2 separate regions of the Homo sapiens genome follow, and region 2 is linked to region 1. A link is a loop called in an ENCODE intact Hi-C map of the cell type or tissue named here. Cell type or tissue: GM12878. All regions are shown on one strand. Each heading gives the region's core, and the rest is flanking DNA. Links, peaks and the distances in the headings are about the cores only. Region 1 overlaps LRRC4C (leucine rich repeat containing 4C). Region 2 overlaps LRRC4C (leucine rich repeat containing 4C).

Region 1 (5,387 bases), core at 169-5,168:
CTAATTTGGGGAATGGTAATGAGCAGACCTAAGAGAGACAGAGAGCTTTGTGTCTCCATCGCCCACATTCAGACTCATGTCCTTTTATAAGGATTGCATGACCCTTAGGACCTGTAGGTGACCAGCATGAGGGTATAGCCATCACTTTCAGCAGATCAGCAAATAGGCAGGAAGGAACTTTCCACAACATAGAACCTTGAATAAATAGTATTGATATAGACTAGGCTTGGGAGAAATCAGTAAAGTTGCCATCTTGTCCCTCTTTCACCAAAGGTAGCTTGCGGACTTCACACAAGTAACCTTCCAATGACAGATGTTACTTCCAAAGGTTAAAACTCTGAGGGATTGCTTTTTTTCACTCTGGAGAAAAACGCATACATTCTGGGGGCTTATGAATACCTGGTGAAAGATTTTTTTTTGCAACAGCGTGAGCACTAACAGAACAACACAGGGCTGACTATTCATTTTTTGGATACCTTTTCCTAAGCAGCTCAAAACCGGCAGTAGAACGTGACATTACCATGTAACAGGAGGCTGGCCTGATCCTGTGCTGTGTCCACCGCCAAGGTGTTTTTGTCATATCTGTCCCCTGCTGGGTGGGGACAGGGGCATCAAAAGCCTATCTACAGTCAACAAAACAAAGCACATTCTAAAGAAAGCCAAATCAGGCACAAAAAGCTTGGGCCAATATTAAAACCACAGGTATTCAAAGCGAAGAGATATTCTGATTTTTAAGATGATTACTTGGTTTTCTCTCCCAGCCCAGCTCCCCTATGCATGCTTGGGTTTTCTGAAGAGCAAAGGGCTATTAAAACAAGAAAACAAAACCTGAAAAAAAAAGTTGTTTCACAGAAGACATTGGGCCAAACGCAAACAGTGCAGGAAACCCCTGCAGATACAACGTCTCTTTTTTTCTTTTTTTTTTTTTAGACAGAGTTTTGCTCTTGTCACCCAGGCTGGAGTGCAGTGGCGCAATCTTAGCTCACTGCAACCCCCACCTCCCGGTATCAAGTGATTCTCCCGCCTCAGCCTCCCGAGTAGCTGGCGTTACAGGCATGCGTCAACACGCCCGGCTAATTTTGTATTTGTAGTAGAGATGGGGTTTCTTCATGTTGGTCAGGCTGGTCTCGAACTGCCAACCTCAGGTGATCTGCCTGCCTCAGCCTCCCAAAGTGCTGGGATTACACATCACACACCGGGGCTCCAGAGACTTGGCTGCTGCAGAACTCAGCTGGGCTGATGGTAACAGCATTTTCTGGTAGACAAGGTAGCCCCCTGTTGCTGAGTAGCAGTGGAAGATAAACGCAGCCCGCAGTGACAATGATAGTGGGGGGTGGGAGTGCTCTCTGAAGCCACATGGGTTGTGCAGTCTGGTGAACTTGAATGGGGATTGGTGTCCACTGAGGCACAGGGCTCATTCACCACAGAAAGCAGCAATTACCATCCACTAAGAAGGCTGAGGATGGTGAAGAAGATAGCAGATGTTCTGCGGTCTCTGATTTCTTTTTTTGAGCACACAGAAGACACTTCCTGAGTACTTTCGGAATTACATAGCTGCTTCTTTTGAGGTTGAGAATAGAGAAACAGGGGTTATACCCAGAATATTTCCATTTTACATCTATCAGCCATGAGATTAATTAAAACTCATGTACACAGTTCACCCTCTCTCCCACACTCCTACTGTCAAATCTGAATTGAGGTGCAGTACAAGATGACAGGGTTTCTGTGGCAACTTCATTGAAATATATAGAAATTATAAATAAAGACCAATATGTTAACTCCCCATTATAATCTTCCACAGCAGTTGTTAAAAATAAAATCCCTGCACACTTCAAAGCCTCAATTCCACGCTGAGCTCTTTCACTTTTAGCAGATGAATGCACCTAGGAAAATACAGGCCTAGCAAGCTCAGCTATTCTGCCTTTTACCATCACCCTTACAGCCTTATCTTACATGCTCTACATTTGGTAATACAATTGAACATAATTTAGTAAACGATGAAATAATTGACTAGTAGTGTAACCTTTGTGCTATCTCACTAGCGCCTCCTATCTTCAACTGCGCTTTGATGTGTTGATTTCCTATCTGCCCTTAAACCTTCCTGGCTTCTTTGTCTATACAGCACCTGTCATCCCTTTCTCTGTCTCAATGAGTTTTATTTCTCATTTCCTCCCAAGGAAAAGACTAGGGTTTCAATGACCATGATTTTAATTTGATACACTAGTATAAGCAGAAAATCCAAAGCAAGTTTGAGCTGCATTAATAAAGGCATGTTGTCTAGACTAAAAGAGGTTTTTTGTTTCTATTTTGTATCAGCCAAAATACACATCTCATCTTAAATATTCTTTTCAAATCACATCACATATTAAAGAGATCAGAATCAAAGAGGAAATGTTTTAAGGAGAAGAATTAGGACTCTGATGTTGCTGTGTGCCTCATAAGGCTTAACAAATGTCTCCGACTCAATGTTTCTCTTTCTGGAGAGAAATTATGTAAAGTTAGAGACTGGATTTAGAGAATCAGACTGCCTGGGTTCCAAACCCACCTCCACCATTTATTTTTTATAAGATCTGGATCAACTTTTCTAATTTCTGAACAAGTTCTTTGTGTTAGTTTCCTCAACCACCAAACAAGCAAATTACAGTACATTCCTTTCAGGGTTAATGTGAAGATTAAATAAATTACTCCATTCAACTGCTTAGGAGAACACTTGGCTCTTAACAAGTAATCAAGTGTTAGATATTATTATTAAAGAATATTTGTCTAGCCTTAGTTTAAAAATTAGAGCTTCTTACAACAGCATTCATAGCAACCAGTCTAAAAAACCAGAATAAAAAGTGGAAGAAAGCCACAATAAAAAAAACCAACATTGTGTTTATGCCTTTTTGTATTTACATGGACCTGTAATATTTTCCATTTTAAGATAAAAATAAAATTTAAAATATAACTTCGTATACTATCTAAGCAATTTTACACCTGCCTTATAAAACCTTTAGTACACTGGTTCTAATATATTTTTGCCTTTATAGGTAGGCTGTAGATAAATTTAAAAGACAATATAGCAATTTAACAAAGCACAACCTTCACACACACAAGTATTAATATTATTTCCAACCTTCGCTTAGTGCCTAGGCATTTGATTCGCATCTATTCTTAGTAAACAAGCAAAGGAGTTCAGTTCTAGAGATTCTTTGAGAAACTAACACTCAACTCACAAACTAGCAGCTTTCTCCAGTTCAGCTTGTGGAGCTGCTGATGACAACAGGCAGTGAAGCTATGCCGTGCATTAGAACCACATTTTTTTTTATATATTCATTTTGGACAGTAGTTCTGGAAGCACAAGGAAGCATGGTAAATTAAGAAATTGGTTCTCAGTTCTCAGTGCTGATGAGTCTTGCTCATTTTGAGTTTTAGATTTATTTTCTATATGTCACACTCGTAGCAGAAACCAAAACAAAAAACACCATTTAAGCTTCTTCATTATTTTATTGAAAAAAATAAGAGCAGATTAAAGAGTTGGGGAAAAAATGAACACAGTTTTATGATATTTTGATAGTTAATGTGTTTAGTTACATCACATAAACTACTTATAAAGATAAATCTAACTTCCTCTACTGTATTTTTCAATTGGGATATAAAATATATGTTCCATGTACTTTTTAAGTATTATGAATAACTCATGCATAAAGTCAGCCATTTTGTAATGACTTAACCAGGAAATATATTTTGGCATTTAAGAGTTAAATCACCTGCCTAAACTCACAGAAATTCCTTGTAGAGGCAGTGATCTAATATTGTATCATTATTTTACCAGCTAGAATAAGTCATTTACTAAATGACATTAAATTGTATTAGCAAATGTAAAGCATGTAAGATAAAGCTATAAGATTTATCTCAATCACAAATTTTGGCTTTCTATTTTTTCTGTCGTGTGTCATAGATCTCACATATAAGCCACCCCTCCATTTCCCTGTATTGTGACAATCAGTGGAAGTAGGGGTTTCTCTGTCTTATTTACAGCATAAATCCATGGATATTATCCCACATCATCATTATTGTCTCAAGAGAATATTTGAATTAGAAGGCAGGCATCCATTGAGATAGCAAGAGCTCAAAGACCGACACGTTTTATCAATTAACAGAAGCTTTAACACTAGTTGACAGATGAATCCCTATGCCCCTCTATTGATATATGGAATCTGTTTTTCCTCTTTTTTGACAAAGTGGATGACCAAAAAGGAGAAAGAAACCAGGAATTAGCCAGTTTGATTATGTTTCCTTCTGGGGTTTTCTGTCTTTCCCATACCCTCTGCCTACCTAAGTTTCTATATTCTACATTCTCTTAAATGACCCAGTCTATTTCTAAACCCTTCAAAATGCTGCCATTTACTCTGCTTTGGAACTTACTCTCACTGCTCCTGAGACTTTCAAAAATATATTCTCATGAACCATTTTAAGAATCAAAGGAGTTAAACCAGTTTTATGAATTCTATACCAGTACAGAGTAATGTTTAGGAATTCAGATTATTGAACAACTTGCCTTCAACTCTCAGATGTGTTACTAGTTCACTGTGTGATCTTAAGAAATTTGCTGAACACTTCTGCATTTCTGTGTCTCTCTGTGAGAATTTCTGTATTAATTTCATATGAATTGATGAGATTAGTGCACAGCATATAGTGACCTTAGCTCAATAAATGTCAGCTATGATTATTATAACCAGATGGGTTTTCTGTGTTGTACTACAGTTCAGGTTTCCCTGGATCATAAGGAAACAGTAGAAGCACACACTAATTAAAACATAAAATAGAATGGTAAAGTTTTTCATGACCTCATTGGTCACCATGGGCCTCAGCTCTCCCAAAGTTGGGATGGGCAGCAGAGTCTCAAGTAACAAAGAAGGGAAAACGCCTGGTTTCCTTAGGGTTAGCAATTTAGGTCTGACATGTATATTTCTCAAGGAAAAGGTTTGAGTTTTGGTTTTGTTGGCAGTATACATAAAACGCTTCCATCAATGAGTGTCCACATGAAACATCACAAGTAGTGGCCTATGTTATGTCAAGACTGGGGCCATTTTGCAGTGGTCCTGGACTAATACATGGTAATAAAGGCAGTAATTAACTTTACCTCTCTTTCTGATCTCATAGAATTTCAGCAGCAAAGTAAGAGAAGGCCTTTGGGGCTCTGGATAAGTATGTTGAGGGTATGTTTGATACATACGCCTCTTATCCTCCAGTTCTTCAAATTGGCAGTAGGCCAGTTCCAGGGTTGGTTAAATTAAGAAGTTCTGTCTTGTATTCAAAGAAATGGGAGTTTTCCATCTCTCCACTTCTCCTTCCTCAACATGTCAAGGCTGTTTCTTCTCATGGCTGTATTGAACCAACAATGT
Region 2 (5,387 bases), core at 231-5,230, 100 kb after region 1:
GCTGATGGGACCTTTTTAAAGAGGGACCTGCCTGAGAGCCATCTAAATCAATTGATAAATCTTAGCATCATCAAAGGAGAGACATAATGTGAGGATCCTGTAGGATCCCATCATGAATCCTATAGGAGGCAGAGATCACCAATTGTCAGCCACCTGTGTCAAAAGACCAGAGATCTTTATCTAGATGGTTTCCGCATTGGAAGGTTTATGCACTTGCTTTTAGATGAGAAACACTTGGTTGGTACCCTATTTTTTTTTTTTTTTTTTTTTTTTGAGATGGAGTCTTGCTCTGTCGCCCAGGCTGGAGTGCAGTGGCGCCATCTCGGCTCATTGCAAGCTCTGCCTCCCAGGTTCATGCCATTCTCCTGCCTCAGCCTCCCGAGCAGCTGGGACTACAGGTGCCCACCACCACGCCCAGCTAATTTTTTGTATTTTTAGTGGAGACGGGGTTTCACCGTGTTAGCCAGGATGGTCTTGATCTCCTGACCTTGTGATCCGCCCACCTCCGCCTCCCAAAGTGCTGGGATTACAGGCTTGAGCCACCGCGCCCAGCCTTGGTTGGTACCCTATTGGATAAAGTAGGTAAGAGACAAAACCAATGGAGATCAACTTGGAAAATAGAACATAACTTTAGGAATAAAAAAGAGAAAAATTGTACTTCAGATAAATCCATGTGAAAACAAGATTCTATTCTGAAACCTCATTTACATAAAACTTTTCAATGAAATACAGCAGGTCCTCAAATAACATTGTTTTTCTCAACATCCTTTCTTTATAAAGTTGATAAGAAAAAGAATTGATTGCAGGCCAGGGCCACTGTCTGTGTGAAGTTTGCACGTTCTCCTGCTGTCTGCATGGGTTTTCTCCCAGAACTTCTGTTTCCTCCCACATCCCAAAGAGATGCGTGTTAGGTAAATTTGTGGGTCTAAATTGCCCCAGATTCTGTAAGTGTGGGTGTATGTGGGTGCACCTTGTGATGCAATGGAGTCCTGCCCAGGGTCAGTACCAGCCTTGTGTTGTGAACTGCCAGGACAGGCTCCAGCCACCCAAGACACTGAACTGGAATTAACAAGTTGGAAAATAAGTGTACAAATACAAATATTTGTAAAAATAAAAATTGGCAAATTAGATGATAATCATACAGGTACATGACAGTAATGGATACGTGTGGCATGATAGCGCTCAAGGAGCCTGCCATATTTGTGACAGCTTGTTTTTGAACTGCTTGGTAGTAGGAGGTGCTCCTTACAATTTTCACTTTGTAAACATTTATTTCTTGATTTAACCCACCAGCACTATGACCCCCGTCACTCACTGATTCATCAAAAAACTGGGCAAATAATTACCTTACTTGTTTTTATGAATCTTTCCTAAATGTATGTAACAATCACATTTATTTTAATGCTTAATAAAAATATGTTTGGGGTCTTTAGAGATTAGGTGATGTTTTTATGAGCAGAAATATGCCATAGAAACTTAACTTTTATCAATTAACTTATGGTACAATTAATCTCATTAAACATCGTTTTACTTGAAGTTTCCATGAACCTATTGACAATGTTAAGTGAAGATATACTCTACTATATATTAGTACACTATTTTATTAGAATTATTTGCTGCCCTGAAATGGAGGGTGATTAAGACCAGTTAAATAAAAGTATCACATCTTTCGTCTGTTCATTAATCTGTTAATTGCACTTTGCAACTTGCCTACAAATCAACAAAAGGCATGTGACCCACTTACCTGTATCATTAAACAACCCAAGCTACAAAATTCTCCTGAGCCAGGACTTGAGACAGGGTAATATGGGGCTATTTAGTTTTTAGAACTCAGTCTGTGTACTAGGAGCCCTTAACTTCCATGATGATACAAAATACAGCAGAAACTCAGACAGAGAGAGACTGGAAATGAGAATGTGGTTCAGGCCACTAATTCTCAAAAAGGAATGAACTCTCAAAGAGACATGAGATTCTGCTCAGATCTGCACAATCTGCCCCTAACAGCCTTTTCCTCCCTTCATTCCAGCCCCTCTCTCATTTGTTAATTTTGTCCTTCAAATGTTGCTGTTGCTCTATTTCTATCCTAATTTTCTTTTCTTTTTCAAATTTATTGTTCTGATTGGCATGTTTATTTTTCTTACTTTTTTTTCTTTTCTTCTTTTTTTTCTTTTTTACTTCCATTGCTGTTGAGCTTTAACAAATTGATTAGAGCAGGAAAGTTACAGAATGTAGAGAATGAGGATGGTTTGATTTACTAGAGAACCCCGAATTATGAAGTACAACTGTTCATACAAGGAATGGAAAAAGTCTCAACATTCTCAAAAGATTTTTTCTTCCACAAAGAATGGATTCTGCAAAGATTCCATTTTAGGCTTAGATTCAATTATCCTTCCACTCACTGAAACCACCATGTGGTTTTACTTTTTTGTAAAGTAGGGTTAATGGTAATACCAATTATGGGAGTTGGTCTAAGGATTAGTTAATTAATGAAAAGTGGTTGGAATGAAAAGTGGTTGGAATGACACATGATAAACACTTGTTCAAAGTTAGCTATTGTTGTTGTGATTAAAATTATCATTATTGCAAAAGACAATACCAAGAAAACAATATGACCATACATAACTCTCTGACATTAACCTCAGAAGAATCTGAGTTTAGAAATGTTTGGCAATTTAATCAATAAGCCAGATAACTTGTCCATCCATGTTTCAGCCATTGAGTCCTTCTTGGAAAGCTTGGTGTATTGTCTAGCTGGAAATGTGACCCTTTGGTTTTCTGTAACTAACACTGGTCCAGAAATAAACACATCTATGGCATAAAAGTAAGGCACAATTGCCCCTGAAATTTGTGAAAAAGTCAAAAAGCAAAAATTGCGTGATGCTGGAGTTTAAATCAAGGTGTTGTCACTTAACAGATGTGTAACTCAAACAATGTTTTTTGACAACTCTGGGCTTGTTTCCTATAGCAAGATTTGTGAGAAACTTACAAATATCACAACGGAGCTATGGTAATCACTAAATGAGATATCTAACTTGGAGCCTCCTAGCAATGCTTACAACATGCTTAGGGCTTACTTTCAAAGAAACCTGCTTTAGTGCTTTGTAGTCAGACACATCTGGGTTTCTGTTCTAACTTTCACTTCCACCCTGTGTGATTTAGGCAAGTGCTCATTTTCTCTGACTTGCTACATTCTCACCTGTAAAAGCAGCCTGAGGTTGTTGTGAAAACGGAAAGGATGGTATAAATAATGCCTAGCACATTGCTTGGAACATAGGACACACTCAATGCCTGACAGCTCTTGATAAGTGTGTTACTTCCTATGTTCCCGAATTTGAATTGACTGTATTGCATTTGAGAAAAAAGAAGAGGCAAGATTCCTCCCCACAACCTACAAACAAGCTCCTCTCTTATCTAATTTGGAAATCAAGAATGTTTTCTTTAAAATTAAACCATTTCTTTACTATGCCACACGTGAAAGAGAGCTCTCTTTTATAGGTGGAGAAAAAAGTCTGGTGTCACAAGACAGAAAATACCTCTGGGATTTTTTATTCACGAATAGCATCAACAACTTGTGATTCTCTCTTGCAGTCTCTTCCTCCCACCCTTGCCATTGCAAAGGTGGGGCTAAAAGGTAAAAATGGCTCTTTTTTTTTTCTAGTCTTCCATTAAAGTCTGTAATGTTTTCTTCAAGTTGCTCCAGGAGTCCTGGTTTTTGGAGAGGTTCAGAACAGAACATTTTACTGGCAGAGAATGGCCTCTGGAAAAACCAGGCTTCAACACTTAAAAAGATAAAACCTGGGAGAGAAGTGGGGAGTAAAGGTTCAATTCTTCCTCAACTCGAGAAAGATAATAGGAAAGTAGAATTAGCCAAAATAAAAGATTGTGCTATACGTCATTAGTCTCCTAACTTTGGTTTGAATAATGGTACTCTAAAAAAAGAAAAAGAAAAAGAAAAAGAAGAAATCTTCCCCAGCAATTTGATTATTAGGTCACTTCAAGAGAGGCAATTTAAGGAACCAGCAAATGCTGCTTGGGGAACTAAAATAATAACAGGCAACACTAATATAGCACCTTTCCTCTTCAAAGCACTTTACAAACATGAAGTAATTAGGCCAATTAAAACTTGAAAAAGTAGCCTATTTAGACACAATCTTCTTTCCACATACAGTGCATCTGCTGGAAATTACTCTCTAGCCTTGTTTTCAATGCAAAAGATGCTCATAAGTAAACAACTATAAGTAACTAGCAGGACTTGAATCAGAATGAGTTGGGTTTAGAAGTATTTAAGGCATTTAAACCAAAAGTAAATTTCCCACACTCTAATTCTCCTCCAGCCACAAACCCTATGTAGGCAAGTACTTCCTGTAAGTGCCAGGTAGTTATGGACGGGTGTTATCAGCAGAAAACACAGATAGATAGTCCAGGGAGTGAATGGACAGAAGGTTTGAGGTTTGCCTCTTCATAGTAAACTAATTTCCAAAGAGGAGTCCCCGAATGACTGAGCAAAGCGGTGTAGTGTTTTGAATTAGAAAGCATTCTGAATTAGGAGTAAAAATTTAAGTCCTTGTTCAAGTTTAACCGCTAATTCACTATGTGACTTGGGAAAATGATTTAATCTAATTTATGGTTTCAGTCTCTTTATGTGAAATGAACTGCTTGGATTAGATCCATGGTTTTCAAAGTATGTTCTGAGAGTACTGTGTGTCCCCAACATGGATGGGTAAAAGCCTCGAGTCTGTACTCAGTTTAAGAGAGCAGCAACGTTTTAATTCATTTTAGATGTTGGATTTTTATGAGATGTTGTAAAGAGTTCCATGTCTAATAGATGGATGATATCTAAATTCGTTTGCAACACTGATATTCTGTGATTTTATGAATGCTTCTAAACCTCATAATGTATAGGATATGTTTCAATGAAAACTTTCATTTCATTAAGCTAACTCTTGGATCAGAGGAGGAATGAGAATATAGACTGCTTTTGAGCTCTTTCTGTGCACTGTAAATCAGAGGTAAGGAGGATTATTTCTGACTTGTCCAAGTCCAGGTGTGGTAGATGTTAGCAGAGAACTCTGCCAGGTTTCTCCTCTCTCTCTCTCTTTGAGCTTCTTTGCTTGATACTGGGTGGCTGATTCTGATCATCTGGGGCTCCAGGTCTAGGTTTGGGGAAGGAGATAGGAAGCTGCATCATATCCCTCGGTATTACCATTTTTCAGAGAGTCATATAAAGCTGTTAATTTGTTTCATTTCTCCGATTTGTGAGTATGTGTACTCTATAATACAGAATCTCAGAGGAGAAGAGGAAAAAATGGAACAACCGGGGCAAATAATTCCATCCACCCCTACTCACACTTCCCACCGTTTTACATGGGAGCTAGGCTATTTTTAAG

Evidence for each region. Hi-C counts contacts between places; a loop is a spot of excess contacts. Peaks named below come from ENCODE experiments on the same cell type or tissue, not always from the same donor. Only the 100,000 strongest peaks of a DNase experiment are listed, where the experiment ranks them.
Region 2: it touches region 1 in a loop (2.1-fold over the local background); 1 of 110 quality-filtered maps calls a loop at or near these places.

The regions. Positions count from the first base shown.
Region 1 is chr11:41,307,895-41,313,281 of GRCh38, forward strand. All of the region lies in intron 1 of LRRC4C (leucine rich repeat containing 4C), which reads right to left. Among named protein-coding and RNA genes, the nearest start is that of LRRC4C, 150 kb to the right of the region's middle. In GM12878, for the core only: a CTCF peak has its summit at 2,065; a DNase peak (open chromatin) is centred at 1,477; H3K27me3 peaks cover 217 bases.
Region 2 is chr11:41,410,894-41,416,280 of GRCh38, forward strand. The region is part of intron 1 of LRRC4C (leucine rich repeat containing 4C); the gene reads right to left. Among named protein-coding and RNA genes, the nearest start is that of LRRC4C, 46 kb to the right of the region's middle. In GM12878, for the core only: no CTCF peak of the experiment used is centred there; a DNase peak (open chromatin) is centred at 3,184.